2 separate regions of the Mus musculus genome follow, and region 2 is linked to region 1. The links are chromatin loops, found by intact Hi-C in ENCODE. Cell type or tissue: gastrocnemius. All regions are shown on one strand.

Evidence for each region. A loop is a pair of places that touch in the nucleus more often than their neighbours do. Peaks named below come from ENCODE experiments on the same cell type or tissue, not always from the same donor. Only the 100,000 strongest peaks of a DNase experiment are listed, where the experiment ranks them.
Region 2: a loop joins it to region 1, with 2.3 times the contacts of the local background. A loop is called at or near these places in 1 of 42 quality-filtered maps.

What each region holds. Positions count from the first base shown.
Region 1 is chr3:84,057,986-84,061,985 of GRCm38, forward strand. It overlaps Gm30458 (a long non-coding RNA gene), which reads left to right and starts at 3,679. Exons shown (of 2, transcript XR_375756.3): 1 at 3,679-3,819. In gastrocnemius, no CTCF peak of the experiment used is centred here; a DNase peak (open chromatin) is centred at 1,914; H3K4me3 peaks cover 746 bases; H3K27ac peaks cover 2,244 bases.
Region 2 is chr3:83,961,652-83,965,651 of GRCm38, forward strand. Tmem131l (transmembrane 131 like) reads right to left here. Exons shown (of 35, transcript NM_172681.4): 5 at 647-770. Among named protein-coding and RNA genes, the nearest start is that of Tmem131l, 77 kb to the right of the region's middle. In gastrocnemius, no CTCF peak of the experiment used is centred here; DNase peaks (open chromatin) are centred at 2,258 and 3,895; H3K4me3 peaks cover 137 bases; H3K27ac peaks cover 1,376 bases.

The DNA.
Region 1 (4,000 bases):
CAGGAATACAAGCCCTGACTAAGACAGCCCCTAACAAGACCTGTGTCTAGCATCTGTTTCCAGATTATTCCCCAACAAATCTGCACCTCCAGGTTACAAGCCTGCCCTTGACACTTCACTTCCTAACAACCACCATTCAGAAGGAAAGCAGAAGTTAGCTTTATGGTTTGGCTCCCGGCACCAGCCAATTATGTTAAAGGCTGTAATGGCCTCCCAATCACATATGTACCAGGCTAGATACCCCCTTCTTGCCTCTCTAAATGCTTGCCTGAAGCTGGGCTTGCCCCCATCCCCCTGCCCCCTGCCTTCCCATTCTCCTGTGTCAGAGACAGTGGTGTGGTCCAAGCTCCAGCTTGAATAAAGACACCAATGTGATTGCATCGGAATCAGCTCCTTGGTGGTCTTTTGGGCATTCACAAATGTTTCCTGGCAGAACAAAATCAAGAGGTGGTTTTAAAGTTTTTTTTTCTTTGAGACAAGTTCTTATGTACCCCAGGTTTTCTCCAAACTCATACGTAGCCATGGATAGCCTTAAATTCCTGATTTTCTGTCTCCATCTTCTAAGTTACACCTGGTTCATGTGGTGCTGGAAATCAAACCCAGGGCCTTGAACATATTAGGGAAGTCTTCTTTCTTCTCAGGACCATGGGTCAAGCCCTTCACCCCTGTGCTACAGCCCTGTCCCTTCTTCATTTTTTCAGACTGAGTTTGCAATATTGCCCATACTGACCTTAGATTCCTAGGCTCGAGGAATATTCTTGCCTCAGCCCAAGCCTGGCTCATTTCACAAATTCTTATACTTCTAAACTCAAATAAGCAATGATAAAATAATCTTTCCTCTAACTGAAGATGTGCCCTTTTTCTTGACCATTTATTTAATCAGAGTCTTTTTGACAAAATTTTGGTAATAAATAATTCAGACATACTTAAGTTGGTTATGTTGTCAATCAGTAAAATGTTCTAAAAACACAAAGTCAATTATGATTTGTGCAATGATTTTATAGTCTGAATATTTAAAATCACATAGCCACTGACATTTACTCAAGACCATCATCAGAGAATGTGTGTGCGTATGTATGTATATGTATATATATATATATATATATATATATATATATACACACACACACACACACACACACACACATACATATACATATATGTGTACAGGTAAAGTAAAAGCAATAAGGCATTCATTTAAAAGTCCAGAACACAATAGGTTTTAGGATTTAAATAAAAAAGAAATCTAACTTTTAATTTTCTGATCATTTCAATGTGTAAATCTCATCTTTCGAAGAACAGCGTTTCATCGTTTGGCTGAGCCTTGCCATTTGGTTTCACAAAGGCTTCTGAATGGCGCCTGTCCCAAGCCTGCCCTTACACGCACATACACGTTACTTGATTGTTTAGCTTCTAGAGCCAAGAGTCAGCTTCTACCTCGTGCCTCGGGGGTATCAGGTTTCAACTTACACTGTCTGAATTTTGTACACATACTGCTGTGCCTTATTAGCACAGACGCTTTCCACCGAGTTTTTTCTCCCCACGAGTGAGTCTCAGATGCAGTCTCCAGCTGTTGTTGAACGTTATCGAAACACTAGGCACAGATGTCAATGTGCATACAGCTGTATTTCTGGTTCACAAAAGTAGCATCTCTACCCAATACCAGGAAATCAGTTAAATGGAGGTGGGTTTTTTTGTCTTCATCTTTTTTGATGACTTCAATTTATGGCATTTATCCTGGGCCTATGTTTTGTGTTGCATTTGTAAAGGCACACATACATTCTGAGCCTAGCATTTTTAGGCACTTCTCCAGCTTCGAGTTTGCAAGACTTTGTGCTAATGGGGAGACAGACAGAGTTACAGCTCCGAGCATTCCCTGCCCCTGATCCAGAACATGTGTTATCATCTCACACACTGTAAATTGATTCCAAATCCCTGCCAACAGGGCATAGGCTGCATTCCAAACAGCCAACACTCTGGGACAGTGAATTGTAAAATAGAAATAGAACGTGCCTTCCCTTTAATCTTGGGTAAACCTGAGTATGTTCATCCTACATTCCCATTTCTTACGGTTTTTCCCCCAGCAAATACAAAACAGCTCCTAAAATCTGCGTACCATAAACCATAAAGGACTAGCTTAAAAACCCGTCCTTTGTTAATGTCTAATTATTACTGCCTGTTCCGAGCTCTTGGTGAAGGTTGGTTATCAGGAAACAGGGCAGGATGGAGGGACCATTTAAAATAGTAAAGAGACTCTCACTCAACTGATGAGAGACATAAACAGTCTGACCCTGATCTCCTGGGAGTAGAAGTCTAGAATTTCAAATGCTGTATAAACAGTTGCAAAATCTCTGTAATTACCCCGTCCTAGCACAGATGGCAGATTAGAAAAGTCATGAGTTCTCAGTTCTGTGCTGGTCCAGGTTTTCAACCTGAGTTTACTGTTAATTTATCCCTGGCCTAAAGCAAGTCTGCACTTCAACAAACATGGGAAAACTTGACTTCCGTTTTGCAACCACTGAGAACTGTAAGTGGAAAAAGAAAAAGGGTCATTAGTCCTGGAGATAAAAGGGATGGTGACCAAGTCTCTCCTGAAGTCCCCAGCCTCACAAGTGTCTGAGCAACCTGACCTGGCTACTATGGTTACCATTCTGCATCCCAACAAAACAGTTTTACCTGACAAGGTCTACACTGTTTGTTTGTTAAAAATTAATTAACATTTTAAATATTAAAAAAGAATACATATTTATGGTCTACAACATGTTGCAGACATTATGGAATGGCTACATTGATCTAATTAACATCGTCCCACTCGTGTTTCTTTTGGTTAGTAGATTTTAAAACCTACCATTGGCCTTTCTTAAGAATATATTTGATGTACTTGATCCAACACTTCCTCATTAGATCTTACAAAACAGACACATATGCACACGTGGAACCAGGGTGGTAATTAATAATTCTCAATGCTAATGCCAGAGGGTGAACTGCCAAAGCTTTATAGAAATGGGTTCTATATATTTTCAAATTAAATCTCATTCCATCTGTGAGCCAGCCAGAGAGATGGTGGCTTGGTCTTGTTTGCCCCAACTTTATTAGCTAGTGCCAGCTAATAAGTAAATATAACCTGGCTAGCTGCACATTCGCCCCACACGCATTTTGAAGGTGATCTTGGGTAAGAGATCATTGATCTTCAGGAGGTGTGACGACCAGGACTAACTCACAGTCCACCAAAAGAGTGACTTCAGACAGATCCCAAGCCTCGAGGCACTTAGCCACAAAATGGGAAAGTTACGATTTTAATGTACATTTCTAGGCAGATTGCTTTGACTTTGCTAATTTCAATCCTTTAGAGAATAAAAAAAATGTTTAGCAGAAAATGAAAAAATATGCATATTATATATATATGGTCATAAACATACAGTTTTCAAAATGTATCATGTCAAAGTCAGGGTGGCAATACATAAGGTTATAAAATAGAACAAACAATAAATTCTGTTTAATAGATGTTTTCATATCCTAAAGAGTCAAATTTGTATAAGCCTTAAGTGACAAAACATGAGTTTATCTAATGAAAATCCCACTAGAGAAATGTCCTCTTCCATTCAGACCACAGCAGACACTGTGTTCAACATTTGCCATGAAAGTCACTGACAAGAAGCAGGTCTATTTCTGGACCTGTGTGAGTCCCAAGCCAGGATGTTGAATTCTCTGTAAGGCAGGAAGGAAGTCTGATGTAGCAGTGAGGAGCATTGACCAGCCTTCCATGGGAAGTAGAGGTTATCGTCCCAGTAGGAGAAGGTGGCTGAGGCAGTAGAAGTGGTAAGTAGGAACAGGCACAATTTTCAGCGTCAAGACAAAGGCAGGCTTCAATAAAAAGACGGCATGTGAGCAAATATTACCCCACAGCTCTCTGGGACAAGAACAGTCTTGGCAGAGCACAGCTGAGACCTTGAAACAGGAGGGTGCTGCGTGAGGCCAGTGTGGCTGGAGCTGTGTAAGG
Region 2 (4,000 bases), 96 kb before region 1:
CGTTAGCCACCTGGAAAGTAGCCACAGCCTTTCTTCCCTCCTGACTACTGCAAACAGCTCCTCGCTCACATCCTGCATCCTTTATCAGCATCACGAAGCCCCGAGCCTCTCCAAACTGACATCTGTCACTCCAACAGCAGCTGCCAATCACGGCAAATAACTGCCCAGTTCCCTCACTGCAGATTGGAGCCGTGTGCCTTACTTTCTACACTCCGCTTCACCCACGTGTCCACCTGTCTGTACCTAACAGTCTGTTTCTATTTAAGTACAGAGGATGATGTACAGATGGGCAGATTTTTTTTTTATTAAATATATTGACATGGTACTAAAAACCAGGGACAGTGTTTATCTGCATAAACCAAACCAATCATAGACCAAACTTAGGGCTTCTCTGTTAACATTTCCTTGCTCTCGTTAGTTTGTGAACGTTTTAACATGGAGCAACATGGCAATCAAAATCATTAAAAGCTTAAGGAAGTTCAAGGTGACTGAAAAACTTGCCATTTTTCCCCATCAAGTATCCAGCACTACCAAAACCATGAAAAAAATGGATGGGAAAGTACACACAAAGCAACCAACAAGCAACCAAATGGAAACACGGCCAGAAAGGGGCTCTGAGCAGAAAGTCAGACTCATCAGCACTCACCCTGCAATGGACAGGCGGCACATGGAAATGTCTAGCAGCTGTAAACACTGAGTTCACCACAACCTCGCTCTCCCTGCTGGGGTTGTAGGCATAGAGAAGCTTCGCCGCAGGATGTCCCAGGAACCTGGTTGGGGAAGAGGAAAGACAAGGTACTTGTGACTATCAGTATCCCTCACGAATGTACGTAATTACACTCCATTATTTATGCTATGGACTGAACTCAGGTTGCCATGCACACCACTGAGCTGCATCTCTAGCCTATACATGTTTTAACCCCAGAGAGCTATCAGTGTTCATTATAAAGTTAAAAGAAGAACAGGGTGGACGGTACCATCCTCAGGGCCAAAGTCTCCATCATCAATAGTTCAGCTGTGTCTGGTTGCAAGCGATCACAGCTGGGTGTGTTGACAGCTGGCATTCCCTTCCAGAGGAGGGGCTGGAGTATATAGGCTGTGGAGACCTGAGAGGAGGAAGTCTGCAGAGCCAGGGAGAGCTCGTGCTGGCTAAAGACTTCTCAGTGCAGCTGTCATGTCTTTCCAGTAACCTGTCATCCACAGTAAGTAACCCAATAAACTCAAAGCCCCACTGGGTGAAACCACACTCTGGCTGGTCACTAGGACTGGGTGAAAGCACACTCTGGCTGGTCACTAGGACTGGGTGAAAGCACACTCTGGCTGGTCACTAGGGCCTTAGTGGGATGGGGAGATAGTGGAGATAGTGGGATAGCTGCTGCTTAGCTCCCCTCTGAAGAGAGACAGTTCTCAGAACAGAACTGGCAGATCTTGTTGGAAATAAAACATAACAGGTTTAAAAGCAAACAAAAGAAGTTTTATTTTTCTAAGAATAATGACAACCTATACTAGCGCCCCATTTGTTTCTGTGTTGTAAGAATTCAGCGTATCTACATTATTAAGTGCTTTCACATATTTTTGTTTATAAAGCCAAATATACTCTGCATGTACTAACGTATCTAGGGTTTCTCTTTCAAATCAAGAGACATTTAGTTAAGAAACTCTATTCACCACTCAAAGCTTCTCAGAGCCCACCAAGGAAACACACAAGCAAGGCCCGCCTTCTAAGCTCAAGAAATACATGCATGAAAGATGATCAGTGAAATTAAACGGGGCTGACGCATCCAAGGAGTACTAGGAGGAATCTTTCCCTTTGTCACATGACCGATCAATGTATGGAGATGGCAACTACAGGCAAAGAAACAATATGAAGAAACCATACCCTGGAGTTGCGAGCCTTGGAACAAGCTGGCCATTGGTCAGCAAGGAAATCCACATCCCTGCCTATTTTAATTTACTCTCAAAGCTGGGCAAGCACACTTTCATACTGCACTTTTTGGTAAATACATTGTAATAGTTCAAGAGAGAGAAAGAGGGAAGGACAGGGAATTCTCATGGCGCTCAGTACAGTGGGAGAGCATTCAGGAGGCTGCTGCTGCAGAACCACAGGCTCTCTCGGCCTGAGGTACAGAGGGAAATCCTGTCTCAAAAGCAAAACAAAAACCTGCAGAGGCAAAAGGCTTTACACAGCATTTGAAACCCTCTCACCAATCTCCCACTAATGATCTAACGGAGAGGCTGTCACATCGAAGCTTTGGCTGGCAGCCTAGCAAGAGGGCTGTGGAGAGCAAGAGAGGCCTCCAGCCTAGCCGGTCTGCAGTGGTCATTTCCTTCCAGCACCTATGTATGTCTCTCACTGACCTCACCTGCTCCACCAGGCTGCAGTAGAGCCTGCAACTCATTCACTGCACTCATTCTTCTAGATCCCCAAATCTACAGTTCTGGTTAGTGTGGCCCCAAATAAACCTACATTCCAATTTAAGCAAAATCCTCATGTGTTATGTTTGTATTTCTTTTGTCTGTTCCAATTTTTCTAATAATAAAGATGTGCCATTTATTCTAGTAGAACCGTGAGACTGGGGACAGGACTCCCTATACAGTGGCGAGTCTAGGGCCAGCCTGGGCTACTCTGCCTCACACAGGGAAAAGCTCACTTGTCTAAGAACAATATGCATGTTGTTTATCTCATATGGAGCACTGTGAACCTGCTACTCAATGTGTGACATGCTGTCCCAGCTCTCACAGGGACTTTTCTAAGCACTTATCTTAATGAAAGATTTTAATATATCTGGTGAGTATTTTAAATTATAAATATTTTAGAACCTCCACTTATAACTAAAACACATTTGTGTGATTAAAACCTTGATCCTTTTGATGTCTAAACTGTACTTTTCTCATGTATGGATATGGGTATGCACTGAGTGTAGGCCACACATGTATGTACTGGGGGAGGACACACACAGAGTTCAGATGAGGGGATCAGATCTCTTGGAGCTGAAATTAGGTGGTTGTGAGATGGCCCAGTGTGTGCTAGAACTGAACTCAGGCCCCCAGAATAGCAGCAAACCCTCTTAAATCCTGAATTACCACTCTAGCCCCCAAATTTAATTAAATAATTAACTTAAAATTAATTAAATAATTCAATTAAAATGAAATCATTTCCTGCCAGGCATGGTAGAGCACGCCTTTGATCCCAGCACTTGAGAAGCAGCGGTCAGGTGGATCCCTGAGTTCGAGGCCAGCCTGGTCTACAGAGGGAGTTTCAGGACAGCCAGGGCTACACAGAGAAACCAAAACCAAACCAAACCAAAACCAACCAACCACCACCACCACCAACAACAACAAATTCTACTATAAACATAAGGGTTACCTAATAAACCCAGCCAGAGAACTGGGCTCATGTCCTCCTTTCTTGTTATCAATGAATACAGATTTCATAGCCTTAACTAAAAGGTGCCAACAAATCAACTGAGCTACTTAAACTTGCCCCCTAAGACTTTACATACTAGTCACACGTGTTCTGGTTTCCAAGACCTTGGAGAAATGCTCTAAGGAGAGATGATAGCACCCTCCCTCCTCAGCAGGGCGTCTGCCTACAGCCACCGGAATCCCAGCAGACACAGAAGCCTCCTTGCCACTGGCTATTTTTATTCTACTTTTCAATATTCTATTTTTACATGTGTTAAAAGGGTATGAATTTCCTTCAGTAGTGACAACTGGAAGATAATCTATGAATTTAATATGACAAGAGAATGATGAAAATGTATGAATGATTAGCACTTCCAGCCTTGGAGCTGGCCCTTTGGAGAAGCTCTCAGGGAACAGAAGAAAGAGACAAGGTGGAGAGTCAGCCATCTGCCTGCAGTCTGCCTGAGGCTGATCCCAGAAGGAGGGCGAAAGCTGAACCAGCAGGGAGGGAACTGGGAGCTTGGTGGCTGCTGTGCTGTCCTAGTAACCATACAGGAGCCAGTGGGTGGGAAGAAGGGAAGCACTGGTCACTTCT